Regions from separate parts of the Homo sapiens genome. Here region 2 is linked to region 1. The links are chromatin loops, found by intact Hi-C in ENCODE. Cell type or tissue: PC-3. All regions are shown on one strand. Links, peaks and the distances in the headings refer to the core of each region. The heading gives the core; the rest is flanking DNA. Region 1 has its middle 210 kb from the start of UGT8. Region 2 has its middle 150 kb from the start of MIR577.

What was found. Peaks named below come from ENCODE experiments on the same cell type or tissue, not always from the same donor. Only the 100,000 strongest peaks of a DNase experiment are listed, where the experiment ranks them.
Region 2: it touches region 1 in a loop (9-fold over the local background); 12 of 110 quality-filtered maps call a loop at or near these places.

Annotation. Positions count from the first base shown.
Region 1 is chr4:114,379,401-114,394,992 of GRCh38, reverse strand. No RefSeq gene overlaps it. Among named protein-coding and RNA genes, the nearest start is that of UGT8, 210 kb to the left of the region's middle. In PC-3, for the core only: CTCF peaks have their summits at 8,170 (motif pointing left) and 10,174 (motif pointing right); a DNase peak (open chromatin) is centred at 11,052.
Region 2 is chr4:114,801,381-114,816,972 of GRCh38, reverse strand. No RefSeq gene overlaps it. Among named protein-coding and RNA genes, the nearest start is that of MIR577, 150 kb to the right of the region's middle. RefSeq lists enhancers at 8,828-8,877, 9,208-9,257 and a silencer at 8,894-9,097. In PC-3, for the core only: a CTCF peak has its summit at 8,970 (motif pointing right); no DNase peak of the experiment used is centred there; H3K4me3 peaks cover 327 bases.

The sequences.
Region 1 (15,592 bases), core at 3,375-11,374:
AAGCATGTAGATGAAGAGTGGACTATAGTGGATGCAACTGGTGCTCTGCCTAGTTCCCTAGTACCAGTTAGTGTACACATCCTCTGGGTGATGTGAGGTTTGGGGGATAATAATGAACAGGTGCCCCCTTCTCCAGAGAATTGCCCTTGGTTAAATAGGAGCCACCTTTACCAGCTGTATATGCCCTTTTTAACTCTCTACTCCCTCAAAATATAATTATGAGATTACAATCTCAAGAGCTGTTTCAGAGCTTCCCTATCAAATCTGACTAAAGCTAGTCTGCCAATGAGACCATTTTATTTCCTGGCTTTTTTTTTTTTTAACTCGAATTTGCATTCCTAACTCCCTCTCTCTTGAGACCAACTTCTTAGCAAATTATTTGAATGAGAATTCTCATCTGAGGCTTTGCAAATTAGGAACTTCTGTAAGACATAAGCCACTAGTTTTTCTTCTCTTAGGGTGCCCTGAATAGCCTTTCCATTTGTATTAGTTTGATCTTTATTGGTTCTTTTATTTTGAAATATATAACACAACTATCCCTCCTTCTCTGGATTTCTAGATTTGGTTCCTCCATCAAGAATGAACAAGAACATGAACTTGAAGAATTAGCTGCTGTATACATCTATTTAAAAAAACTCAAATTACTGATCTCTTAGTGGAAAATCCTCTGAAACTTACCGTATGAATGAAAGGTTTTGCCTTATTAGACAGTACTCTCATCTTGCATAGGACATGTCCTCTCATGGAGAGTGAACTCTTTCACAGCTCAGGAGCTGGTGCACCATTGAAGTTAAAGTTGTTCAAACTCAGTTTCCTGGGCTCCTAGGGAGTATGGATTGGTACAAACTGTAAGCTGTTGTGAGTTGTAAATGGCCTTCCTTTGTTTTCTTGCATTTAGATATTCTATGTCTTAGCATTTCTGGAACACTTTTGGAGTGTGGCTAAATTATTCTTATAACCTGCTTGTGATAGTAGTAAGCAAATACTTAACAACAAGCTGATACTGGTGCTGAATATGTACTGGATCTACTTTAATAATATTTTCAAGGCCACACCCACACAGAAGTATTCAGCATTCATTCAGCCACCCTCAAAACCTTCTCTGGAAATTCTAGGCTAACCACAATCAATTCTTAAACTTTTATCTTTGTATTCAAGCCACAGAGGCTAAACCATAGTACGTCTTTCAGGAAATATTGGTGAGACAGACTGATAATCACAAAAAAATTTCAAGTGTCTGGGTGTGTCCACACAAATTTATAAGGATCTTCCTTTATCTGAATCAGCACCTTTGAACAATTCATATGGAAGGAAACTTGAAGGTGGGGTGCAGGTAGTATGAGCTTACAGAGATGTGAGATGTGACACTAAACTCAGTAATCAGCAAGATCCACCTGTCACCAAGTGAGGGCCGTGAGCCCTTTTAAAGATTGCTCTAAGCATTCCTTATATTTCCCAACTCAAAGGAGTTATGATCTGGGAATGTGCACTTAGAGATTACATGAGTGTGCATATATTATTAAGAAGAGCTGGGCAATCTCTGCCTGGAATTTAGACTGAGTCCTTCCTCTTGTCGGGTTTCTGGAGTCCCATTGATTTGTCTGCACTCACTCACTAACACACATACTTGGTGCTAGTCACTTCTCCTGTCAACCTATTTGGCCTCAAACATTTTCTGTCTTCTCAGCTTCTCTTCCACTCAAGTGGAGTTAATTGCATTTGGTGAGAACATTAAGAAAACATTTTGTCTCTGATTTTGATTTACAGATTCTGGCAGCTAATGCTTCTTCACAAATACTGATATGAAGTACACTGGTTTTCCTGATAAATTTCCATGTTCCCTTCTTCATTGTGCACACTTTTGTTAAACTCCATTACTTAACTGAAAATCTTAAAGCCCACTACCAGAATGGATGATGAAGAACTTGGCACAGGTATCTTCAGCACATTCCACTCTTTCAAAGACTTGCTCTAAAACCAGTTAACACTCATGCACTAAAATGGAAACACTCTTTACTTTCAACTCACACACTTTATTAAGAGAAATGTCCTGGAAACCCTTTAGGACCTATGTTTTCTTTCTCAATTTTTATAATTCAATAATTTGCCTAATACAGTTTTCATGGTTTACAATTGTCATCCCCAGAATTCTGCCTCTCCTCAGAAATATAAAAATATCTTAGCTTTTAGTGTCTGGGATAACAAACAATGCAGGAGTTCGATGGATTTATAGACAGGATATTTCAAGTGATCTGCTTTGTGTCCAAAAGGGTAGCATCCTAACCTCATTTGCTTAGACACACTCAGGAATATCACTTTTGTTTTTCCCAGAAGCAATTTATCTTTCTTTAAGAATGTTTTAACAATCCTTGCCAAACAACTTGAACTTCCAAAACACCCTGCACAGGTGACATCTCATGTGGGGGCTTTGGAAGGAAACCAACAAAGTAAACTTCCAGCGTAACATAATTCTGATACTCTGGTTAAAGTATTTATCTCAAATGTTGTTCTCACAAAATAGGTCTAGCTGTGAAATCATTACTATGCATACTGTGCAATTCTTTACTTGTAAGCATTTTCTAACTAAATTATAATTTGTGCTAAGTACATTTTTTTTCTCATTGGCACCATTCTGTTAACTATTAAGATGGTATGGTGAAGTATTATTTCTTTTAGAATAATGAATATTTTTATTAGATATAGATACAAACTATATTCAAACATTTTGGATAGTAGCATCCACTTTTCTGTCCCATATTATTCTATTAATAGCATTTTTGCGCCTGTTGAGGAAAGGAGAGAATAAAAGTTCATGATCATATGATCAAGTTAGCCAGGGAAACTGAAATAACAGACTGTTACTTTGCTTTTGTGTCTACAAAGGGGTAGAAATATGGGAGTGTTTTTTTATTATTATTTCATTAAAGTCTATCCAAAATGTATATGGTTTCAGTTTTAAATGCTTGGAGCACCTCCATGGCTACCCACTAACAATCAGCAGTCACTTCCACTATAGATTGTCTTCTGCAGCTCCCCATCCTTTTAATCACTTTGCTTCTTCCTGATAGGTTTATACTTGGTTTGGGTGTTAATTAGTCATTTCTGTCTTTCTTTTGTTGGACAGTGGTCAAAGTGTGTGTGTGTGTGTGTGTGTGTGTGTGTGTGTGTGTGTGTTTGTGTTGGGGGAAGCAGGGATGACAATGAGGGAGATAATTACATAGTGAGGTGGAGCAGAGGAAACAGATAAAGCCTCATGGGGATCTGTCCTAAGGGTCTATATGTAAAAGGCATTCGGACCTTTTATACTGGCAAGATTAAATCCTGCATGAACATTTAGTATACAGATTTCTGCTAAAACAACTTTCCCGCACTGTGTTGCAATATGAAAAGCCATTATTTTTACCTTAGCCTTGTTTTGATGTTAGTGTTTTGTATAACATTGACTATTGCCTGTTGCAATGACGGAAGCACATCCCTGATCTCCATTCAAGAGCAGCTCTTCGTGGGTAAGTCTGTCACAAATAGTGATGACCTACTTTTGCTTATTCAATCTGTTTCTTGTCTTTGGTTTCCAAGAGATTGATTACCTTGAGAATGCTAGGACAGATTTGTTGTTCATAGAAAAGGCTATAAATTGTGAATAAGTATAAGTAGATTTTAGTATTATATTCTAATATGCATCAAAAATTTTCAGGTACATTTATTTAATAGAATGGTTATTCTATGCTCCTTAGTAATTCATTATTAACTTGTTTTTATTTTACAACATCCTGATCAAAACAATGTGTTAAATTAGGGAGTTATGTAGAATTGTCTTAAGAGAATAGGAGAGGTATATTTTAAAACCAGGAAAGAATCAAGAATCAAAATGAGCATTTGGTACCGCCAAGGAAAGAGACGGAGAATGGAGTGACATGATGAGTGCCCTTGGCAGCCCCTAGGATCAGGCGCACAAGCATCCCTTGAGTGGGGATTGCAGCAAATGAGAGAAGAAAATTTGCCCAAGGAGAAGTGTATGAAAATTATGAAAATAGCTCTTCTTTTGCAACTCTGCTTAAGGCTTTTTTCAGCAGGGTGAATTATAGTGCCTAAATTTAAAAAATGAACATCCGTATTTATGTTTAATTAATTTTTTCTTATCTTGCCTACCATGGTAAATGTTAGTAGCCTATATTAGAAAATACGTTACTTGAGACTAGAGATTTTATCTATTTTGATCTTTGCTATTTTCCCTGCGCCTATAATCGTGCTTAGCACTTAGATATTATTCAGTAAATGTGAGTACAATTTGCATAATATTATATTATCTATAAATACATTTAACTGGGAGGGCAAAGACTTTAATACTTAGCAAGAGCCTACAAAAGACCAAAAGAAAGAATGGTGCCTTCATTAGACCAGGATGCCCTGGATGCATTAGGATGCATTAGGGGTATTAGGATGTATTAGGGATGTCACACATCTCTGAGGATCTGAACTGCAGATCTGATGAAGGTATCAGCATTGATCCATATGTCAAAGAGTAGAAAACATTAATTTATTCCTCATTTTAGGAAAAATTAAATATGAATAGAAGTTCCAACGTTTTCCATACCCTAGTCAATGTTTTTGTACTCAACTTACCATTGTTCTAATATGCACATATATTTTTCTTAGCATGTTTATATCAGTGCATATTTTATTATTGTATTTTAAATTAACATTTAAAAAGCAAGTAGTTCTTACACACTAAGATTACTATAACATAGATGTTCAAAATGTAAATCTCAGAAAATAACTTTTATTTATTTATTTATTTGAGATGGGGTCTGTATATATTGCCCAGGATGATCTCAAAATCTTGGGCTGAAAACATCTTACTGCCTCAGTCAGCCTCCAAAATACCCGGGATTACAGGTGCAAACCACCACACCCAACTCCACAGAAAATAACTTTAGAAATATGTATAGAAATTAATCTTGTGAGGCTTCATGCAGATTTGATTCTGTGTTTACAATAGGAAACTTCTTATATTATGGCTGAAGAAATTACAAACTTAACCCTAGGGGGTGGCCAAGAAATTGAACTGTAGAACATTTGAAAATAAGGGTCTAAAATATATTTTATATTCAGTAAAGAAAATTCTTTAATAAAGTAAAATATTTAAAATGGCATGTGTAAGGAAAATGGATGTGCTACAGTTGAGAGTAGGCTGAGGCAGACATCTGGTCCAACATGACTTAGTAAGTTTGGAGTGCAGGTGCACAATACTGCTTATTGTGTAACCATTCCTGTGAGCTAGTGCTTGTCTCTGAGCCACTATTATCTGTAAGTAGTATAACTGCCCTGCCACCTCTGTCATGCAGGAGGAGGGAAAGAGAATAAAGCTGCTAACACTGTGAGTGCATGTGCACATTAGAGAGCTAGCCGCCTTGCAGGCAGACAGAGAGAGAGCCGGCCACCTTGCAGGTGGACAAAGAGAGAAAGTCATCTGCTGTGCAGGTGGACGGAGAGAGAGAGCTGACTGCCTTGCAGGCAGACAGAGGGGAGCCAAGAAATGGCGTGTGTGTCAGGGAGTGCAGCTGCAGGCATGGGGGTGGCAGGAGCCACGGAGCCAGCTGCTGAGAGGGGCTGCAGCCGGAGCGGGCAGCCAAGACAGACTGATGGAGAGATACAGCATAATAAAGCCACATTTCACCTGCTTACGGGCCCCAGGTGTTCTTTGAGCTACCTGCCACCAGTCTGCCTACTCCCCTCAGACCTCAGCTTGCGCTGGACCCTGACCCTTGGCATGATAGCATGCAATTTATTTTACCTTTTTTTTTTTTTTTGGTGTTTTCTACTGCTTCAATTGGTAAGGATTTGTAGAGCTTTGTAGTAAGCCCATTTAAGTTGGCTTATGATTATTATATAAACTTACATTTAAAATCAGGTCTATTATTTAAGACATTATAATTTGGGGCAAATTTCTTAACCTCCCTAAGCCCTGATTTCCTATTCTGTAAAATAGAAATACAAAAAAAAATAAGTTATTAATACCAACTATGAACTGAGATAACACAAAGAAATTATCTAGTGCAGTGCCTAACTCTGACTCCCTTGTCTTCTTGTTGATTCTGAAGGTCTGTTTGCCTTATGACCTATTCCTTGTCCTTTCCCTGATTTCCTCTATGTGAAAAGATGCTGACTCCTGCAGGTTGTGTTTCTTAGGCTCCTGTAACAGCTGGCTTTCAGCTGGGGCTGGTCAATGGCAGGAGGCACTAGTAGAAGATTGGAAGGTGAAAAGAAGAGAGGTGCACCAATATCTCAGCTTGTGTGTCTGGCAGCTGCTAGCTCACCCAGTGGTTTCAGTGCCCATGGATAGGCTTTTGTGTTTCCAACTTCTGCTGCTGTGTGACTCCAGCTCCTGTATTCTGGTAAAATTCACTTCCCATGATCTCAAGATTCCCTCTGACCAGAGCGTAGATGAAGCTAGTTCTAGTTCTATAATTCTTCCTGCATCTGCTGCTCAGAGTTGCCTTGCCACCTTCCACTCAGCTTCTCTGCTTTTCCATCATCTATAGAACAAAATTCTTATGTTGAAGTCCCTGTATCTTAAAATCTCCAATGCTTTGTGTTTTCAAGTTAGACCTAGTATTAGTTTTCTACTGCTGTGTACCAAATTACTCAAAATAAGCAGCTTAAAAGTACACCCATTTATTATCTCACAGTTCTGTAGGTCAAAATTCCATGAGGACTCAACTGGGTTCCCTGGTTAGGGTCTCACAAGCACACAATTATGGTGCCAGCTAGGGCTGGAATCTTGACACTCTGGAAAAGAATCTACTTAATTTATTGAGGTTGAAGGCAGAATTCCATTATTTGCAGCTATAGGTGTTTTCTTGCTGGCTGTCAGCTGAGGGCTGCTCCCAGTCCCTAAAGGTCGTCTGTTACCCTCGCCACATGGACTTTTTAACAATGGAGAACATTCCTCACATGGAATCCTTCTCACCCTTTGAAAATCTCTGATGTCCTCTTCTGTCCACAGCTGGAGGAAATTATTCTCCTTCAAAGAGCTTATGCGTTTAAGTTAAACCCACTTGGATAATCTCCACTGATTAGTAACATCAATTACATCTGCAAAATCTCTTTTGCCTCCTAAGGTAATATAATCATGGGAGTAATGCTGGGGAAGAAGGTCACTGTAGATAGAATTCTGTCTTCCACAGGCCTTAAGTGATCCAACACTTCTGGCGCTAGCCAGGTTTGTGTCCTTGAGCTAATCATTTAACCTTCAAAGACCTTAGATTCTTCATTTATAAAACATTTATAAATAAGAGGGCTAGGCATACTGATTGCTAATGTTCTAGTTCTATAATTCTACCATTTTGTCATCTGAGACCAACATTACTTGGGCTAACAGGAAGAATGGTGTGGGGTTTTGCTATCTTCTCTTGTGCCCATCCCCTTTCACTGGGGAGTATTTAGATTTCATTTGGAAAAATAGAAACTTGTGTTTTGCCAGAAACATTTCTTAAGTTTAGTCACAGTGAAAATACCTATATTTCATTGTATTAAACTTCAATATTTAGGAGTGAGTTGCTACTTCTTTTGGCGGTGCCAGTTGTGCCGAAAGTTTTGACTTGGGTCAGTAAGCCCCACCTCAGTTCTCAGAGTGATGATGCTCTGGTATGAGGTGAGCTGGATAGAGAATATAGAAGGGCTAATCCCAGAGGGTTAGAGGAGAACTCAACCTAGTAAGAGCCTCAGATGATATAACAGTCCTGGCATCTCGGACATATTACATAACATCTCTGAACTTCAGTTATATCTTCTGTAGAATGAAGAAATTCACCAGGGGACTTTTAGGGTCCTTCGGGTTTTAACAATAGATAACCCTTCTCTATAATACCGCCTTGGCTGTAATAAAAACACAGTAACCATATGTACAATGAAATTGTAAGTTTGTTAAATTCTCAGGTGGAATGAACACTGAATACTTTAAACACTCACATAAAAAATTTTCATTAAAATATTTCAGTGTATAGTTTTTGGATGTTATAATTCATGACCGTAAACCACTCCCTTCCACCTCCATAGATCTATTCCTTCTGGATTAATATACATATATAGTATGCCCTTATAAAAGTGAAAAAAACGAAAAATAAATAACAGCATATCAACATCTGGCAGTCACATAGTGCCCTCTTCTGGCTAATGATCAAACCACAACTTTTCTCTGTGCTATGACATTATCTGGATATTTGCATGTTATTTTACATCTTTTCCACACATTTACTTTGTGCTATCTGTTTCAATAATTCTTAATGTTTAATTGTTATCAGTTTTAATAATCATTGTGTTTTATTGATGCTGTACGCATTCACCTGTTTAGCAACTTAGTTTAATAAACACAGGTAATCTATAAGGTTTTTTTTTTTTTCCTCTGCAAAATTTTAGACTATAATCCAGTTGGGGTATTTTTACTGATAAAATTAACCAGATTGCTACATTTACATTGAATTTTTAAAAAGACAGTGATAAACACGTTCTACAACACAGTATATTTATAATTAATATTTCAGTTTCTGCCTCTACATACGTATGGGAGTTAACTAAATCATTTCCGTTCCCCTCTAACTAGGATAAACCACACTGTGATATTATTTTCCCATTCTTGTTATTATAGTTTTTACCCAAGTATTTCCATTCTATATTATATATTTGATCATAAAGGGATTTAGAAATGAAATATAAAGCCAAGAATAATAATGAGTCTATTTGGTTTTAATGAAATAACTGTGATTTGGGGAGGTAATTTAATGACTTTGCCTAATGTCTCCATTTACAACAGTGATTATCAACCCTTAGGACCACATGAAGATCACTTGGGGATGTAGTGGGAAGAGTAAATTTTCTCCAATAGCAACACGTGTGATGTTCTCCAGACATATTGAGACCCTTTGATAGCCTTATACTTAATGACTACATATTCTATCACCTAAATCAGGACACTTTTGAGTGTGAAAGAGTCATTATTAAACAATAATTATTACTGAGAATTACTTATGCCAGGGTACTGGCCAAACTGGGGCTACTGTAGGCAAAGCAGAAGTCGAATCAACATAATTTTGTTACAAAATGTATTCAGTAGAGTATGGAAAACTGAACAAATTCTGTTTTTACTTCTACTTTCAATGGCAGTTCTCATCTTCTATTTACAATTTTCTGTTGTAAGGCAAACAGAAACCATGTTAAACCTTTACTCACCTTGGAGCCAGATGACCTAGTTTCAAATCATAACAAATTACTTAGCTTTTCTGTGTCTCAGTTCCCTCATCTGTAAGATGGGAATATTATTAGTAATTAGCTTATAGGAGTGTTTCAAGTACTAGAGAGTTAATAATGACTGAGTAAATATGTTGGTTATGTTTAGAATAGTATCTGGAGCATAGTAAACGCTACTATTAATAATGAAATTATTAGTTTTTGAGAATGAATACTAATTTGTTTGAGGTTTTATAAAGCGATGATAATTTCAGAGGTTATATTTATCTCAGGAAAGCAACATGTAGTAGGCAGCTTCTCAGATGGCCCTGAGTTCCTCCTTGTGCTCACGCTGCAGTACGTTCTTCTCCCTTTGAGTGCGGCCTAGACCTAGTGACTCATTTCTAATTAACAGAACAAACGACGAAAGTGATGAGATGTCACCTCTGTGAGGAGCTATAAAAAGACTGACTTCCATGTTGCTCTTCCTCCCTTATTTTTCTTTCTCTCTTGTATCCTTGCTCTGAGACAAGCAAAATGCCATGATGTGGACAGTCGTATGGAGAGGCCAACGTGGTAAGGAACTGATGATGTCTCTGGCCAAAAGTCAGCGAAGACCTGAGGCCTAGCAATAGCCTTTTCCATTAGCAAATAGTAATTTAAAAATATTCGAAGAATCAAAATGTAAATAGTGGGAAAATGTGATTTCGTCAGTTTCTAGATGCCAAAAAAAAAAAAAATCGTCTATCTCTTCCCATAAAGAAAATCATTGGAATTTCCAAATTAAAAATAGTTTCAGTTGTACTAGGAAACAAAAAGACATTTAATTATAAATGCAGCTTTGATAGAAATTCTAGTATGGAAATTAAACTGACTTTGGGACTGAATGCATTTTAAGAATATAATCTTAACGGTTCATGTCAGTTTACCACTTGGTGGAGCTACAGTGCCAGATAACCCTTAAAACCTGTTCTGTTTTTATGGACGCAATTTTTTTTTTTGAGAAATGTAGATAAAATGCATAATTTTAATCATTATTTAGAAGCGTTTTATTGATTACTCTCCACCCTTACCAAGCAATTTCTGTAACATGTCAAGAAGAATTCTTTACATAATCTTGGGCTGTTAATGGAAGAGTTTGCTTATTTTTATTTTTCATATAGATGATTTAGGAGGATATTCCTTGGGAAATACTTACATATTGGAAAAATATAATCTATTAAAATTTGAAGAATAGTTATCAGGTCTTCTAGATATTTATGTGTGGATATTATGAGAAGGAAAAGTGAGCCTTCCTGTAGAACAAGGCCTATCACAGAATTCCTGAGTCAAGCAGTGGTAGAGAAAGACTGATTTTTGCAAGGAAGAAAGGACAGACAAAAGGTGGAAATGTTGGTCACAGACAAACATAAATTCATTCTCTAATCCTTACAAACGATTAGAATGATTACATTTGGTAAACTCAGGTCTCCAATCCTTTATCTTGAAATTTGGGGGCCAATATGCGTTAGAATTAAGAAATGTTCAGATTTTAAAAGAGGAATACAGTATTTATATCATATATAGCAGTGCATAACATTCTCAGCAATGTCTGAGCTAGCACCCATTCATGTTGTTGAAGGTTAGATTCCACAAGAATCAGACTCTGAAATAGAGGTTCAGAGAAGATGTTTATTAGAATGTACTCTTAGCTCCAGGTAACTTCATGGGAAGATCTCTATTTGATACAGTCCTTTCACATTTTCCTGAACTGGGGTGAGGAACATGAGCCTTCATACCCCCCTGCAATGAGTCACTGGATTCAGGCTGCTGCTGAATAAAAGAAGGCCTTGTTCTGGCATCCCTCCCAGCAGCTGAGGGACTAAATCTTTCATTCCTGCTGTGTGACTTGGACCACTGTCTTTGAGGTTTCTGAGCTTCATGTCTTCAAGCCCTTCTCAGTTAAAGGTTACTAAATTTGTCCATTGACCATCCAAAACTTGGCACAAGGATACTAGGAGATGTCCAAGTGATTAGCAGAGTAGGAAACATATTCCTCCTCGTCCTTTTGTGTCACCTTTCTCCTGGTGAAAAGAGTCGATTCCTACCAATATGCTAACTCCACTTCTTGTCTTCTATTCACTTGCAAGAAGAGCATAAAGCATCCAAGAGGCAACCACTAACTTATAGTTCAGCAGGGCTTTTCTTGTGTGTCCTGGTGAAAATGTTCTCTTGGAATAAGACAACTTAGAGTTGCAAGGAAAAGAAGCACAGAATCACTAAGTGAGTCATTAATAGTGATAATAAAGGGGGTTAATCCTGCTTCTACACTTTGGCTCCAAGACTCATGCATAATACTTACTGAAGACACAGAATCACAAATAAAGGCCTTGGAAACAAGTGGACACTCTGTCCTGGAGGAATGGTATGCACATCTCCTCTGAACTGCCACTTCAGCTTTGCCTTCAGCAGACCATTCCATTGTGTTGCCTGGCCAGCAGCTTCTGAATGGCACAGTACGTAATGTGACCAGTGGATCATGTGTCATGGACCAGCTATACACTTCCCTTGCTATAAAGTAGGTTCTTCGGTCTGACATAATACTACGTGGAATTTTGTGGTGATGGACCTTATGTTTTATAGGTCCTAGCTGTTGCCTCTTGCATAGTCTTCATCTCTGCCATCACTGATGCTTCTTTCATGAGTTCCTTGTGCCAACACGAAGGTGGCTGATGGCAGAAGCTGGCTCATGTTAACTGGCCAGTCAGTTTTGTTTACCCTGATGGTCAGTGCCTCTTCCATGGCAGAAGGTCTCTAGTATACTTTAACATGCAATATGAAGCCACATATCTCCACAGTGAGTGACCTAATGCCTCCACCTCACACCTTCTTGAACCTGATCTTTCAACATTTCTCTTTCAGGACTCTGATCAGCCAAGCCATTTACTATTGCTTATGATTTCAGCTCTGTACTAGGTTTGAGCTTAGATATGGCAGTGAGTGGTGACTCTAAAACACTGGGGCAAGGACAGAAGCAGATTGGATACCGTAATCTCATGTCACAGCAGATAACTGCAACCACTCACCTATGATCCTGGACCAACATAGGATGCAATGAATAACACAACCTTAGAAGGAAATTATAGGAAAGACTGAGAAAATGCTCTTTACTTAGTGGCCTCTAGCTGACATCACAAATAATGGCTAAATAATGAAATAGAACAAAACATAGGTTTCATTATTTCAAAATGCTTATCAAAGAGGTGGTAGGAAAAAAGCATTTCTCAGAACTCTTCAGTGTTCAGATATATAGGTTATTGTCACATTAAACTTAATTTATTTCAAATCAGGTAAAACAAACTTTGAGAAAAGCAAATGTTCAGCATGCAAACACTTCTACTTCTAGAACTTGTACATGTTTCTCAGTTTCAAACTTTGAGCACATCTATGACTCTTACATCCCTTTAAATCCTACATTGAACCAATTGCTATAATTTTTCCCTTCAAAGGCAGCTGACATTAATTCATTGTGCTTTGTTTTCTTCTCTGGCTTCTGATTACAAACCCTTGTTTTATTATTTGATTATTGGAATATTTTTCTAACTGAGCATTCCCTGTTTAAACAAGCCTGCCTACCACTGCTAGATAAATTTTCCTTAAAATCTATTTTCAGTATCTCATTATTTGGTTAAAAATATGAACAATAGAAAGAAAAGATGCTTCTTAAGTATTCTTAAGCAAGTTAAAAAAGAAAACTCCAACTGAGAAAGTATGTTTGCAATATGTTTAATGAACTGGTGTTTAAACTAGCTACTACATGAGGGATGCTTGCAGTTCAGTAAGCAAGTGACTCTAAAGAAAAATGGAAAAAAAGTGTACAGTATAAAATCATTTTGAAATAAAATTAATGTACATAAATAGGATACATAAGCCCCAAATGCTAATGGTGGTTTTTTTCTAGGAGATGGAATCATGATTGATCTTTCTTTTCTAATGTAAAAATCTTTTAAAATATGGAATATTTTAGATAAAATGAGTTTTTAATTGTAAAAATAAATGTTATATCTATTTTAAAGAGAATATCTGAGAATTGCAGACTCCGTAAATTTCTAACATGGTAGTCCATGTACTGTCAGGTGCTCCATTTCCCTTCCCTCCCTCACAAAACCCACATACTCTGGAGGCTCTAGCAGGGAGGACAGTTATTTCTGTACCATGGCTGCACAGCTCTTCAGTGTTTGGGTTCATGACCTTTTTCAACATGCAGCTTCAGGGAAGACACACACAATGTCAACCAGGCAGACCAAATACCATCTCAATCCAGACAATAACAGGGTGACAGATTTCAGAGTTAGAGTCCCCTCATATTCAAATGAAGTAGTTATATTTAAGGATATTATAATATATTAAAGGATTCATGTTTATGAACCAAAACATAAAAACATGTATGCTATATATAAAAGTATACTTAAAGGAAAAATGAAGTACCATGTTTTAAGTTGGAGTTAGCTTAGATTATCTGAGATAACAATTGGCTTAGAGACATCTTCAGAGAGTGGTAGAAAAATTGCTTTCCTTCTCCCTACCTCCCCCCATCTTGCAGAAACAATGAGAAAAAATAGGGTAAAGAATTCTTAAGAAATTGAGGGGATCATACCAAAAAAATAACGTATTTCTTAAAGGAATCTAATATATCAACATTTTCAGAGTGAAATCACAGAATTTGAAAAAAGATGTCACTTTTTTAGTGCATACCATATGCTAGGTACCTTCTTATACATTAATTTCCTTGAAGCTACATATCCATTCCATAGAATATATATAGAAAAGAGTTTAGTCTAGCTAGTTTCGCAGAAATAATAAAGGAAATTAAATATCTCCTAGAATCTCTAGGAGAGCTGAAGAATGAGACTTGGATGCTGCACTGACAGAAATAGTACAGGAAGAAAAAACTCCAAACTAAGCTTTACTCATAAAAATTATTCTGAGAAGTTAAAAAGAATAAAAGAAAGCATTATAAATGGTATTATAAGAAATTGCAAGTACATCAGAAAACATATTCAATATCTGCTTTCAACTTTTAAATGTGATCTTCAACCAAGTTCAGGGTCATTGTAGGTAGTCAGAAGAAATATGTGTCCTTCACACGTACTGACATTAATTTTAGTTCTAATGATATTTAAACAAATTCAAAAAATTACAAGACAACCAGAAAAGTGATCAATTAAGTTATCAATTAACAGAGTAGAATAGGCTAAATTATTCACTCACAATTACATGTTTTCTCCTTACCTTTGCCATGCTTTCTCATAAGCAGGAAATAAACCCTCTGCCCCACTGATGCTGGTGTTGGGCTTAGCCATGTCATTTGATTTGTCCAATGGAGTGTGAGTGGAGTAACGTACACCCGTTCAAACAGAAGCTTTAATTGACTTGTCTGGGTTGACTCTGTCCCATCTGAACAGTTGTTCTCTGCCAGGAGAATATCATGTCTCAGATGATGACTCCCTCAGAAAAATTCCAGGAGTGAGAGAACTCATGGAGCTGGGTTAAATCCAGTGGGGTGTGTAGCCCCCACTGGATTTAACCCAATACACACAATAAAAAGTGTGTATTGACAGAACCACGGAAATTTTGGGTTTGTTTGTTGTCATGGCAAAAGCCAGTTAATATACAGGGAAACACAATAGTTTAAAGTATGGTCAAATTTAGAAGTTTCTGGATTAGGAATCAGTGGCAATGGAAAATTCCTAAGATTAAATGCTCCTTTTTGAATTAATTTTGCTTTCAGATACCATAACTGTAAATTTATTTCTCCTGACCAAAAAATACCTTATTGCAAAAGAAGAGGGGTCTATTGTACAGGGACCTTGTTGTAGTAAAACAGAGTGTGTGTGTGGGTATATATATATATCTCCAGGTATCCATGTATCTATCTATCTATCGATCTATCTATCTATCTATCTATCTATCTATCTATCTATCTATCCATCTATCTTTCTAGAGAGATAGATAAATCTATATCTATATATCACTTTTTATATAATATATGAACATCTTCAGATAATTTCCTGGGTTCCATGTTATAATAGTTCTTGTTAATCATAATCAGTTTTTGATATAAGAAAAATTGAATATAGAATTCAGAAGTGATTAAAATTAGTACAAACTACTTCAAAACAATGCTAAAATTTCTGTGAACTGAAGTCTAAGATTGCTCGGCATGTTTGAATAAGGCAAAGTTGTTTTTTGTTTATTTGTTTGTTGTTGTTCTCAGATAAGAGGGGGATAGTTACTTTATATCCAAATCCTTACAAAATCTTACTTATTGCTGATCCTCTCTCAGTTTATTTAATTTTGACTAACCAAACCAAATTGTTGTTGTTCA
Region 2 (15,592 bases), core at 4,818-12,817, 420 kb before region 1:
ATTGCTTATGGAGCTGGTCAAGAATCTGGATTCACAGTTCCATCTCCCCTGAAATCTGAGTGAATAAATCGAGATGAGACAGAATGTCCAAATTCTTTATGTGATTCATATGTTGATGGCCTTCAGATATTTCAAACATTTGAAGCCCCAAATATGTAGATGTAAGTAAATCATCTTTCTGGATTTCAGCAGCCATGAGCCAATGTTTCTCTTGATATCTTTATAAATGAGTAAGAGAAATATGAACCACAAACTAATGAAGTTCAGTAAACTGGCAAACAGTTGAAATAGCATACTCAAAGAATATGGTTAATGAATAAATGTTTGTCTAAAAAGAAAATTTGAGTGGCTTACTCTTCAGTTTTGTGCAAGAAAATTTTTATTAAAATATTCAAATAAAGAACCAAATCAAAGGTCCCAATATTGCAGTCTTTGGAGTACACTAGCCAGTAGGTTTTTTAAATTACTGTATTGCTTTTAGGTAGGGCATGTTCTCTCTAGTTCCCTGGGATGTACTGCCTTCTATTTTCCATTTATAACTGTCTAGATGCTGAAGGCATTAGGGTTTATGGGCCCTGATCTGAAATTTATCGTTAAGAAAATTGTATATGGAAAATATTGGAAGATATATAAATCTCAGGCAATGTTATGATCTGGATTCAGCATAAATAATTTGTCTTAGGTTCAAAAACCCAACTAACCAAGTACTATAGTTTTAGTAAAGATTTTTCAAACTAGTATCCTTTATAAAAGATAAATTTTTAAAGCTATAGCCTGACACAATCAAAGTTTATTTTTCACTCACATAAAAATCTAATCAGTAAGGAAGAGGAATGGGCAAGGGAGGAAATTTTGCTCCATGTTGTTATTTAGAAAATCAAGCTGCTCTAGGCTCTGTTGTCCTCAAACGCAAATGTAGCTTTCACTGTCACTCTAGACTTTGACCAGCCTGCAAGACATGGAAAGTGGGAATCAGAAAGTGGGAGTATTTTATGGACCTCAGAATGATTCATGGCACTCTAAAACACACAACATTGACCAGAATTTGATTATAAGGCAGACTTTACTGAAGGGAGGTTGGGAAATGTAGTCTAGCTGTATGCCAAAAGGAAAAGGAAATAGGTTTGATAAATAGCTAGACATTCTCTGTCCTAGTCCACCCTTCTAGTCACCAAATATCCATTACATTCTTCCACACATAGAACACATTCATCCCTTCCTCAAGGAAAACAGCACAAAATCCTGTCTGTCCACTTCATTCAGCTCAACGTAGAAAATCTTTGAGTTATACGTCAGCCTCTTCATCAGGTCCAGGTATGGCTTTTTGTGGGCTAGCAATCCATGGGCAGATCATCTTCTCTCAGGTATACAATGGTGGACCAGGGGCACGATAACCACAGTAGACATTCCCATTTGGAAATTGGAAGACTAGGTAACACACGGTTGTTAATAGACAGTAATTATTATGTGTTTCTGCTGGCAAGGCAGGGGATGCCTGCAGTGGAAACTTGTTTTGTTTATTAGAGCTGGTTTTGCTCTCTGAAAGGAGTTCCCTTGATCATTTGGTGATCTGGAGTTTGGTGATTTAGAGCTGCTAGTGATGACCATCTCTATCCTCTAGGAGCATTTTCCCTTATAATCTGGACTTATGATTTCTTTGCCACTACACTTACCTCAAAAACTTAGTAGGTATCTAATCTAGTTGCCTCCACTAGTTCTGTGGGCCAGTCATCATCTTCCAAACCCTGGTTCTTGTATCTGCTTTTTTCCATCATTTTCTTGCACCAGTCATTCCTTCTCTCTGTGTTACTCCCTCTCTCTGTCTCTGGAGCTCTCTTCCTTCCTCAATTTAATGGCAGCCTTCAGAGGCACCAGGCTTAAATGTAAAAGTAATATTCAATTTTACTCTTTTCAAAAGGCTGAATCTTAATGAGGCCTTTAAACTAAAGTCTTCTCTCAATATTGTATCATTGAGGTTTAGGAGAATTCAGATTTTTCAAACTTTTGAGGCCTCAGATATCTGGAGTATTTATTTCATTTTATATTTGCCTGCAAAATCAACTAATTCTTGGGCGAGCCCATCTCTTTCTTCTAATATCTTCTATTACAAATAAAAAACATCCTATCCTGTAGCTTTCTCCATAGAAATACAATCTTGGAGGCATTTGGTCTGTTTTTCAAGTTATCATAAATGACAATTTCACCAATGTTTTGCCACAAATATCCAATCTCTCATTTCGGTGTTCTCATTAGCAGCCACTCCCACTGCTGGGAAATGTTGCAAATATTAACCTTTGTTTATAACATCCCTTCTTAAGCTACCAATTTTCAAATTAGTTAAGGTGCTACTAGCTGCTGTAATGGATTAATACCAAATTCTTAGCAGTATCATTTTTCAAAAGATCATTTTTTTTTCTTTCACATATACTCCAAATAGTGGAAGAGAGAACCGTTTTCCTCTACACAGAGAATCTGCCTTGAAAATCTTCCTGGATTATCTTGTGTCAATGAGAAAGCCTTATGGAGAGAAAAGAGTGGAGGCTTTCTGAGTGAAAGATTTTTGAAAGGTAAGCTTTGAAGTCATGTTCATCACTTCTGCCCATGTTCCATTGTCTAGAATTCAGTCATTTGGCTACTCTTCACTACAACAGAGGCTGAGAACTGTAGTAGAGCTGTTTGAAAAGAAGAATGGCATACATATTTGATAAACAGCTATCTATCTGCTGCCCCACAGATTGGGGTTGAAAATGAGACCAAGATTTAGTTTAAAGGTAAACTCAACATGAAAAATAGTAGACATCCATAAACGATGATGCAATATCACTGTCCACTAATAACAGTGCATCTAGATCATGAGAAAAAATAACAATAAATCATCATAAAAAAGATTGCTTTATTTTGTACTGAACAGATCACACCTAGGACATAAAAAATTCTTGGGTGAAGTTTACACTATGAAAGAGTAAGGTGTTAAAGAATTATAGCCCAACTTTAGTACTTTTCTGAACTAAGACAACTGGATTACTCATTTCCAGAAAGAACAAGTCCATTTGTCCAGGCTAAAAACTTCAGTCAGCCATGATCTCTTTCTTCCCACAACCTTCGTCTATTGACAAATCCTGTCAGCTTTATCTCCAAGACTACTCAGACTCTAAGAAATTCCTGTCATCTCCAACTCTGCTATGCTAATTCAAGACCCCACCATCTTTTTCAAAATAAACTAATAGCTTTTTCTACTTAAAACTTGAGGTCCTACAGACTAGTTTCCATAACAACCAGAGAAATTCTTTGACCAATTTTCCTATCACTTCCCCCTCAACTGACCATCTTCAGTCAACACCAGCATCCTTAGATTTCTCTGAACATGCTAAGCAGGCTCTATCCCAGAGCCTTCACATTCTCTGTTCTATGCATAAACAAAGTTTCCCTAGATATATGCATCGCTCATCCTCTCTCTTCCTTCAAGTCTTTGTTTAAATATCACCTTGTCAGGCAGGTCTTCCCAGACTCCTGCATCATTATACTTTCATCTACTCTTCTTGCTTAATTCTTCTCCCTACCACTTACCAACAACTGACATATGAGGGTTTTCTTGATTATTTTTATGCTTCCTCTATCTTATCAACTCCATGAGAAAAGGACTCTCTTCTATTCCCTGCTGCTTTTCCTATGCCTGGAGCTCTCTGGCACATTATATTAGGCTCTCAACAGATATTAATAAAAAGATGAATTTAAAAAAAAACAGGATGGTGAAGGATCAGGAAACCGTAACAAATGAGGAGCACATGAAAAAAATTGAACTGTTTTTTAACAAAAGTTTGTGTGTAGACAAGGGAAATGAAGTCATAGCAAGTGAAGAATAGGTTTTGAGAACATATTGATATCAAGAACCTGCTGCATAAAAGAACAGAAGTTATAGAAAGGCAAATTTTCTTTTAATAGGAAATAGAAAAAATATTTAGTGTTTCCTATTAAAATACTTTAATAGGAAAATATTTTCTAGTAAATAGGGTATTGGAATGAGATGCTTGGAGAAGTAACCACATATTTTTAAGTCTTCAAGAATAGACATAATTGGAGTTTTCCAGAAAATCATCAAAAAAGTCTAAAATCCTAGCCTTTTGTTCCTTTCCAGTTCTAAAGAATATGATATTTAGTATAAAATAAAAGACAGAGAGAGAGTATAACCATTGACAGGATATTATAACTAATATTTGATTGGTTGGTTGATTATCCATTTGTCAACCAACAAACCAATTTATTGGTTTTACCTTTATTTTTTAGAAGTATTCATTTATTTATAATTCAGATAGTCATCTTAATCAAACCTATCTGCTAAGTAAGAAGCATGTGGGGAGGAGATTTATATCTACCCCACTAGAAAAGAGGGAGCAATTTCTTGATTTCCAAATCAAGTCTTCTGCCCTAGTTAGAACATACATATATTATATATAGTGTATATATATAATATGTCTATATATATGTATATGAAATACATACACACATATATGCACATTCACACAAAAATGTATGCTTATATATGTGTGTGTGTGTGTGTGTATGTATGTGTGTGTTATAGTGGTACAGATATAGTAATCATGTCTCCAATACAGCAGGCCTGCCACTTTGCCAAACCATTGTAAAGTTTGCGAAACAGAAATTTATCATCACTGGGAATGCAGTCTTGTCTTTTTCAAGCTGTTTCACTTCTAAAAGCAGTAAATAAATGCTTTTATTTTGTGCGTAGCATTTTATTCTTTGCATTATGACACTTATACCACTTATCACCAAATCCTTTCTTTCTGGTTGACTTTATGATTCAACTTCTCCAATAAAACTTTTATAGTGGGAGTCTAATGAATTAGACCCTGCAGAAAGGAAAGTAAATTGGCCTGTTTCAAAGCTTCAAAGCTGCAGCAATAAGTTCTACAGATTTATTGCAGACCTCTTCACTGTTCCAATAAGGGTGCCAATTGTATTGTTTCCAATTTCCCTTTACAACATTTTTTAAAGGCAGAAACTTCTAGGATATATCCCACCAGAATTACAGAAAGCCAGGATTCACAGAGAAACCAAGTAAGAAAAGCTGTATTGGATTCAGCAAGAAACAGCATAGGAAAACGGTGGTCATGTGGGCCATGTTAAAAGACTGCATTTAGGTACTGGTTATAGAAAGCTTGTATCATGATTAAGCCAAGAAAAACACAAGGAAAGTCCCAGAAGTCAGCCTAATTATTCACGACATAGTCAGAGGAGGCCCTGAGGCATGACCAGCCAGAACAAGTGGAGGATTTTTAAGGATTAGGAACCCTGGAGGAGAAGCAGAACCCTGGAGGAGAAGCAGAACCCAGGAAGACAAGAGATGCTCCTCATATCTCAAAGAGCCCGAGGAAAGAAACAGAAGAGGGTTGCAAAATAAGATGCTTTATTTTTCAGTCGTTAAATTTTTTGTTGTTAAATTTTAGAAGGCGGTTATTTTGTTTGTTAATTGTCTTTCTAGGAGGAAACTAAAGAGGACTGGATTGGTGACCTGGAAGCTACTCTCAGTCACACTGATGGTAACCAATTTTCCCAAAGGCTAGAGTTCTGCTGCATAGCTCGGGTTTCAGATTCAGATGAGAAAAAAGAAAGAATCCAAATCATTAAATTCAATGGTAAAACAAGTAAAAAGAGATAGATAAAAGTTTAAACATAGCATTTACATGATTAAACAAATGACATTTATTTTAGTTGGTATTGGTGATAGTTATTTTCCATACGTGATTTAACAAGTAATAATCTATCAATCAATAATTTAATTTAAAAGAATTATATATAAAAATAAAACAAGTAAAAGATACAATTGAAAAGCTACAAAAAATTCTGTTTTCTTCTTTAATGTTTTAAAAACACTTATAAACAAATAAGAAAGTAAATTAGTTTGAGCAATTGTTGTTGAACAATTTTTATGTTTTTTGGCCACTTGTATGTCTTCTTTTGATAAGTGTCTGTTCATATACTTTGCCCATTTTTAATGGGATTATTTGTGGGATTTTTTTCGTTGTTGATCTGTTGAAGTTCTTTATAGATTCTGGATATTAGTCTTTTGTCAGATGCATAATTTGCTAATATATTTTCCCATTCTATAGATTGTCGGTTTACTCTGCCAATAGTTTCTTTTGCTGTGCAGAAGTTCTTTATTTTAATTAAGTCACATTGGTCTATTTTTATTTTTGTTGCATTTGCTTTTGAGGTCTTAGTCATAAGTTATTTGCCTAGGCCAATATCTGGAAGAGATTTTCTTAGGTCTGCTTCTAGAAGTTTTAGGTTTCAGGTCTTACATTTAAAACTGTAATTTATCTTGAGTTAATTATTTATATATGGTAAGAGATAAAGGTCTAGCTTCCTTCTTCTGCATATGGCTAGCCAATTTTTCCAGCACCATTTATTGAATAGGGGGTCCCATCTTCATTATTCACTTTTATTGACTTTGTCTAAGATCAGTTGGTTGTAGATATGTGGCTTTTATTTGGGATTTTTTATTCTGTTCCATTGATCTATGTGTCTATTTTTGTAACAGTACCATGCTGTTTTGGTTACTTTCGACTTGTAATATAATTTGAAGTCAAGTAATGTGATGCCTCTGGCTTTGTTCTTTCTGCTTAGGATTGCTTTGGATATTCAGGCTCTTTTTCAATTCCATATGAATTTTAGAATTGTTTTTTCTAAATCAGAGAAAAATGGTGCTGGTAATTTGATAGGAATTACATTGAATTGTAGAATGCTTTGAACAATATAGTCATTTTAATAATATTGATTCCTCCTATCTATGATCATGGGATTTTTTTTCCATTAGTTTCTATCATCCATGGTTTCTTTCATCAGTTTTTTAGCTCTCCTTGCAGAAATCTTTCACCTGCTTAGTTAAATGTATTCCTATGTTTGTGTGTGTGTGTGTGTGTGTGTGTGTAGTTATTGTAAATGGGATTGAGGTCTTGATTTGTTTCTCAGCTTCTGCCTTGTCAACTTAGAGAAATGCAACAGATTTTTGAACACTAATTTTGCATTCCGAAAATGTACTGCAGTTGTTTATCCAGTCTAGGAATCTTCTCAAGGAATCTTTAGGATTTTCTTGGTATAAGATCATGTCATCTGTAACAGAGTTAATATGATTCTTTCTGTCCCAGTTTGGGTGCTTTTTATTTCCCTTCCCTGATTGTTCTATCTAAGACTTCTAGTATTATGTTGAATAGGAGTAGTGACAGTGGATATGTTTGTCTTTTTTCAGTTCTTATCAGGAACGTTTTCAACTTTTCCCCATTCGGTATCATGTTGGCTGTGGGTTTATCATAGACAGCTCTTATTATTTTTAGGTATATTCCTTCAATGCCTAGTTTGTTGAGGGATTTTATCAGAAAAGGATGCTGGATTTTACTAAATGCTGTTTCTGCTTCTACTGAGATGATCACATGGTTTCTGTTTTAATTTATGTTTATGTGGTGAATCACATTTACTGATTTACGTATGTTGAACCAAACTTGCATCCCTAGAATAAAACCTACTTGATTGTAATAACTTATCTTTTTGCTGTGCTGTTGGATTTGGTTTGCTAGTATTTTGGTGAGTATTTTTGCATCTACATTCATCAGGAATATTGGCCTGTGTTTTTTTGTTATTGTTGTTGTGTCCTTGCCAGATTTGGGTATCAGGATGATACTGGCTTCATAAAATGAATTAGAGAGGAATCCTTCCTCATCAATATTTTGGAATAGTTTCAGAAAGATTGGTACCAGCTCTTTGTATGTCAGGCAGAATTTGGCTGTTAATTCATCTGGTTCTGAGCTTTTTTGGTTAGTAGTTATTTTTATTACTGATTTAATTTCATAACATGTTATTTGTAGAGAATTTCAAGTTTTCTTCTGGTTCAACATTGGAAGATTATATGTTTCAAGGAATTCATTTCCTCTAGGTTTTCTAGTTTGTGTACTTAGAGATCTCCATAGAGGTCTATAGTGATCTTTTGTATTTCTGTGGTGTCAGTTCTAATGCCACCTTTATAAATTCTGATTGTCCTTATTTGAATCTTCTCTTTTTTATTGGTTAATCTAGTAAGCAGTCTATCAATTTTATCCTTTCAAAAAAGCCAACTTTTTGTTTTGTTAATTCTATCTATGATTTTATTAGTTCTAATTTCATTCAGTTCTTTCAATATACATATATCATAATATATACAATAATAATATTTAGTTTCTTTCAATATGCATATTATATATAATAATTTTTTCAATTATATATAATTTAAAACTGTAATATTCAATAATTATTATATATAATAATTATAAAGTATATGTAATTTCAGAAGTGTTTTTTATATATGTTGTTTTATATGTATAAAGCTATAAACTATTTAATCTTTGATATCCTGAATCATTTTTTCTGTTTTTTTGTGTGTGTGTTGGCTTTTAACTTTCTGTTGCATCTCATTGAACTTCTTTGCAATCTATATATTGAATTCTTTATCTGTCATTTAAGAATTTTCATTTTGGTTAGAATCCATTGCTAGAAAGCTGATGCAATCTTTTGGAGGTGTCAAAACACCCTGACTCTTTGTTCTTCCAGAGTTACTGCATTGATTCCTTCTCATCTAAAAAAGCTCTTGCTTAGTATTTTTGAATTTGCTATTGTTTGGATGAGACTTTCGTTTATTTGTTTTTTCCTTGAGCATATGATTGTAGTGTATGTTGTGTACGATTGTTTGGCTTTGTTTCTGGGTATTTTCAGAAGGCCAGGGTTCTGTATGGGTTCCTTAGTTATGGATAGCTTTTGTGCCGTGGCTTTCTTAAATGCCGCTTGTTGTAGCAAAAGATTAGATATATGATCTGACACACTGTTTTCTACAGGGCTGAGAGTGCGAAAGTCTCAGGAAGCTGATCTTGTGCGCCAGCCTATGCTTGAAAGGTTTCTTATTCGGTGGTGCAGTTCAGTCTACCTTCCAGTAGGTGGCGTAAAAGAGTAAGCGCCAGCTTGCCCTGGGGCAGCCCAATAATGCACGGAAGCACCTGCCCTGATGGAGGTTGAGGAGAGATAGCAGGGTGAGATTGTGTTGGGATACACTGAGGTCCCACGGGTTGGGTGAGGAAGAGGCGGTGTGAGGGTGGATGCACCAGGTCCTTGTTCTGGCCAGAGAGGAATGCGATCTTCTTCCCCATCAAACTCCTGTTACAGGGCTTGCGACCTTTGATTAATATTGACATTGTCCTTTGGCTACCAGCTGCAGTGCAACTGAGGTCCCCCGAAATCCTCCTCTGGTGGCTACCCACAAAATGGGCTCAATGCAGAGCCTCTTCCTCCATTCCAGAGCAGACAGCTGTGCGGTTTCTCTGCTCTCCATTGCCCAGACACTGCTGCTCTATATAGGTCGGGGAAATGGGTCCACCCTTCATGCAAGCCCATGCAGCACGGGCTAACTTTCAATGGGGGCGCAGCCGGCACAAAAAGTGCTGAAAAGGCTGTCTCACAAGTAAAAATGCACTCGTGTCAGCCTCCAGCAAGTAAAGTCTCTGTTGTGTCTGCGACAGTGGTTGGGAGGAGTGGGAGAGAACCTCCCCTCAGTATTCATTTCTGGCCATTTGTTACACCCCCTTCAGCTATTGATGCCGTGCCCATGTTTCTTTTGTCCCAAGAGAGGCTTTGGCAGGTTGTGCTACCCACTCCCTTGGAAGCAGCCCGTGTTGAGGCTGCCCAGAGATTCTGCCACTAGATCTCCAGGGATTCTGCCGCTCCCCAGAGACCCACTAATGCCCCATGGTTGCCAAAGTCAGAGCAGGTTCTAGGGTGTGTTTATGGTGTGTCTGATGATGCAGCAAAACAAGGGCTGAGGTTTCCCAGGTAAGGCACTCACCCACAATGGGTGCAGAGTCAGTATAGTGCCCACCATCTCAGTTCAGGCCTGAGGGGAGCGCCAGCACACCTTCAGGAGCTGGCCACTTGGTGCTCTATCCCTGAGAAGTTCCCAAATTGTCACCAAAAGGTTTACCTGGGAACATAAGGGTAGAGGGGCTCCCAAACAATTTGGCAGTCAGTAGATTGTCACAGGGGTGCGGGGAGCACACAGAGAAATACCGCCACCTACCCTTTCCACGGGACTCTGAGTTCCTCAGTGGTCCATCCCTGCTAGACTCTTGCTGCTTTCCTTTTCTGTCCTCCAGCTTCTTTCCATGGGCTGTCCAACAGGTCCTGGACCTCTTCCTTCAGCCTTCCACTCAGATCATGACCATTCACCTGCACTTTGATCTTCTCTCTGAGGAGAACTGGCATCCAATATCCCTAGTCATCCTTATTTAAAAAAAAAAGAAGTGGTATAGTATCTTCTATCACAACGATCATTGTAGAACTCCAGGATTGAACAAGAAATTTGGAGATAGTAAATCATAGGGAAATTTTAACAGGGTATATCAGTAAAATTATGCTAAGTATCACTTTTCCTAGTATTAAGAAACTAAATATGTAACCAAAATCTTATTTATCCTTCACAACCAAATACATAGCAAACATTTTGCTTGTATATCTGTTATATTTTATTGACTGATCCACATATGATTAGAAGCACACATTTAATTTAGGGTATATTTATGTATATTGACACCATTCTGCAGCTGTATGATTATAGAAAATAGCAATTTTATTAAACAAGTTAGTTTTCCTTCATGTTAATAAAATTGTTCCAAGTGCATTATTCTATACATGTATTAGACTTATTTTGTTTTGAAAGGGGATATCTCAAATATCGTCATGTTTTTCACTACTTGGTTCTGCAGAAAGAATGATGGTGCTTTTTTCCTCATTATTACACAATAAACCCCAGTTCACATGGCAGGTAATACTAGTTGTCTAAATTTATTTCCTTTAGGTCCTCAATTGGAACTAATGCCACTTTTTATCAAATACTATATTATACAAACTCATATTCACTTCTACTGAAATATCTACTGTACCAATATCAACCTTTGTTTACCAATCTTTTAATTCACATTGTTAGAATTATTCTCATTTTTGAAAAGTATTAAATATTTTCTTGTTTATTATCCAACAGTATTTTACCATCATTAAGTTAAGTACATGAACGTGTTAATTCTACTGCAAAGGTTTGGTATGGAGCTGCATTATACATAAAATATAATATCATTAAATTATTTAGTCTTCCCATCACAATTATTGTTTTTTATTTGTCTTATTTTATATATAATAACATGTATAAAATAGAGATGTCTTTATATTGTCCCCAAAATTTTTCCATGTATTATTATTTGTAATATATCACATATAGTGCATGAGGAATGTTTTTCCCCCATGTAATATCTAAGGTGTTAGTTTTCATTGTGAGAAAATTATTGTTCCCATTAAAAAGCTATGTAAATCTTTGAATTGTTTTGTGTTTTGGTACTTTATGATTCTTTTTCAAAAATTTTGTTTTGCAGTTGATTTTGTTTAGTATCTTTTGAAAATTAACTTATTTTCAATTGACAAATTAAAAATGTATATAATTGTCATGTACAACATAATGTGTTGAAATATATGAACAGTGTAGAATGGCTCAATAGAGCCAGTTGATATATACATTATCTCACATACTTATTTTTTGTAGTACAAACACTTAAAAATCCTCTCAGCAGTTTTTTAAAATACAATACATTGATAATAACTCCAGTTGCTATTTTATGCAATATATCTCTTCAACTTGTTCTTCTTAACTAAAATTTTGGATCCTTTGACCAACACTCCCAACCCCTGCCCCTGCCACTCTCTACTTCTATGAGGTCAACTCTTTCAGATTCTACATGAAAGTGAGATAATGCAGTATTTGCCTTTCTGTGTCTTCTTTCATTTAACATAATGTATTCTGGATTCATCCATGTTGTTGTAAATAACAGGATTTTCTTCTTTTTTAAAGCTGAAGAGTATTTTATTTTAGAACTGAATAGGAATACTATTCCTTCTTTTTGTTGAATGCTTCTAATTTGGATATTTGTTCTTTTGATGCTGTTCAATAAATTCCATAAACTTCTTTATCATTTTTCACCCTCTTTGTTCTCCTCTGATTGCATGTTTTTTAAATAATCTGTCTCTCAGTTTACAGAATCTTCCTCTTGATCAATTTTGCCATTGATGTTCTTTATTTCATTTTTCATTTCATTAATTGTATTATGTGCATCCATACATTATTTATACTACATTTCATTTATCCATTAACCTGTTGATGGACACTTAGGCTTATTTTATATCTTGGCCTCTGTGAATAAATGCTTCCATGAGCATGAGAGTACAGATATCTCTTTGACACACTGTTTTGTTTTTCTCTTGGATATATATCCAGTAGTGAGACTGCTGGATCATAAGGTAGTTCTATTTTTAATTTTTTGACAAACCTTCAAAACAACAAAATTTAGTGTAGTTTAATTTAAATTTAATCTGACTGGAGACCTTTGACCTTCCATGATTGCACCAAGAAATTTCTGCTGAGAAATCTGATGCTCACCTTATCAGAACTTCCTTATATTTCATTTTCTATTTTTCTCTTGCTCCTTCAGGATCCTTTATTTGTCTTTGGTTTTTGACTGTTTGATTATATTTTGATGTACTGTAATTTGGATTACACTGGAGACCTTTGACCTTCCTGTACCTGGAAATTTATAATTTTCTGCAGACTTGGGAGTTTTCTGCTAGTATTTCATAACATAATTTTTTTTCCTTTATCTCTCCTTCTCCTTCAGCTCCTATAATTTGGATATCTTCTCTTTTGATCCAGTTCCATAAATCTCATAAGGTTCTTTATGCCTTTTCACCGTTTTTTAATCCTCTGACTGTATGTTTTCAAATAATCTGTCTCCAAGTTCACAGAATCTTCTTCCTGGTCAACTTTGCTATTGATGCCCTTTAATTTTTTTTATTTAATTCATTGTACTTTTCAATTTCAGAATTTCTGTTTAATTTTTCTTTAGTAATGTCAATCTCTTTATTTTATTTCTTATTTTGGCAATTTGTCATTTTCCTGATTTAATTGGATTGTTTCTGTGTATTTTCTTGTAGTTTGCTGACCTTCTTTAAAGAATTATTTTGAGTTCTTTGATTTCCTTGAGTTTCTTGGATGAAAATTATTGAAAATCAAAAAATGTTATATTCTCCCCTCATATAGACATAGCTCATTCTTAATTATATCATTAAGACTTGATTGAACATAGTATTTTAAATTAATAAAACATGTTGGGCACAGCAGCTCATGTCTATATTCCAAGCACTTTGGGAGGCCTAAGTAGGAGGATTGCTTGAGGCCAGGAGTTTTAGACCAGCCTGGGCAACATAGTGAAGCCCTATCTCTACCAAAAAAATCTATAAAATTAGCTGAATGTGGTGGTGCATGCCTGTAGTCCAAGGTAGTGTGTAGGCTGAGGTGAAAAGATACCTTCATTCCCAGAGTTCAAGGCTGCAGTGAGCCATGATTACACCATAGCATTCCAGCCTGGGTGTCAGAATGAGACCCTGTCTGTAAAAGAAATAATAAAATAAAAATAAGTTAATAAGACACATTCCATTAAGGTAACTTGAGTTCATATGGATTTGTTTCTTTATATCCTTTGGGAGACATATAAATCTAAAGTGAGCTTTCAGAAATATTCTCATTTAATTATTCAAAATGTTTATTCTTAATGAAACTCAGATTTGTTAAATATCTCTTTGTTATATGTAGCATTGAAATTTAATGATTAGGAAAAAAGCCCTAGAACTTTTACAACGTAAGTGTAAATAAGAAAACATATCTGAGAGGTTTACAGAGTGTGAGTAAATTCATTAAGACCATTTCTGGAGGAGCTTGTGAGGTCACCCTCTATTTTCTACCTACAAAATCTTATAGATAATTTTACACACTAAAAAGCTTACTGCTATTTAGTGTTGTTTTACTACAAATAGTAAAGTGATATGTTTGTAAATAAATACATTTAGTTTTGTTATAGCAATAATAAGATTGCTAGGATACTGCAAACAAATCTTTCAGTGATAGTAATAAGGTTTAGAAATGCTTCTGAATAGTAAGCCTGGACTAAGAGGTACTCTGTGTAGAGAACAATGCCAAAGATAATGTTAAGTTTTCAGTAAAAATTTGCTAAACTAAATTATTTTAAATCAAACTTGATTGAATTGAATTTGGAAAAATATCCTAGTTCAAATCTACATTTTGTAGTATCTTTTTCTCTAACAAGGAGACACTACTATTCATAAGATTAAATATCATGGAGTGAAATGGTTGTTACATCATGAAAAATGAGTTAAAGTCATATTTCATTTCACGAACCATAATTTTAAATAATGAAATATCAAACAATAAAGCATATATGATTATGACTTATTTAATAATATCTAATTGTTTTATGACCATTGCCATAATAGCCTAATAATTTCTTTTGTAAATCTATTCTTATATTGATCTGCTATCCAAAATATAAAAAATGAGCAATATAAAATTAATTGGTCTACTCTTACGATATATCATTATGCTTGACTAACCAGGAAAATAAATGTAAATGATGAAATTATCCATATAATCTTTCAAAACATCTTTCTGGACTTGGGTCAAAACCATAGGAATGAAAACTGTAAAGCTGACCTACATGAGCCAATCAGTATCCATCTGATTGTTCCCTCATCATTAATTTAAATATGCAATATGATGCCAAATATTCTAAATTATCTCCCTTTTTAATCAACTGAAATATTTCTTGTACATCAGACTCTCACCAAGTTAAAGCCACAAGTGTTTAAACTTGGCTGAAGACTTTCAGGCCAACTGACACTTCAGCTGTAACTTTACATACACTACTGTTATTCATTAACTTAAAAAGTATTTATAGAGTTATTAAAATATTACAAGATTAATGAAAAATATACAGCTTCTGTCAAGTTGTTTAAAGTAAAGGAAAAGACAAACAACTGTCAATTTCAATGTAGAATGTTGAAATTCTCATAAAACTATGCACAAGTTTTTCTGGGAGAAATAAGAAGTGACTTGACTCAGATAGTAGGACAGGAAATGGGGCAGAAATTAGAGAGGGCAGGAATAAAGAAGATATACAAGTAAAATTCAATTTAATTGAATGGTTATTTTATAAGTTTAGCTAAGTTTCTTTTCAACTGACATGTGTATGTATATACACAAAAAGAGAAGATTAAATGGTTTATCAATATTATTTTGGTCTAAAATTGTTCTAATCTGATATAGTAAGTGATCAGTCAAAAACAAATTATTTTTCAGACTACAGTAATGCAAAAAAAAAGCATGCTTTAGCATTATAATACCTTTAAAATGTTTTACTACATCTTCAAGGATTGGTACAATTTGTGGATTCTAGTCTACAGTCCCCCACCATTCTGATGTCTACCATATAGAAATGTGATCCATCTAATAGAGTGGAGCTGTCACAGTCAATAATCTGGTTTTATACAACTAAACTTGGGAAATTGAGCATTCTCTGCAATTCTTAGTTGTACAAGTATCAAATGCTTTAGACTTGGAAACCACAATGCTTAATATTTTAAGCCATCAAACTTAACCAGACATAGC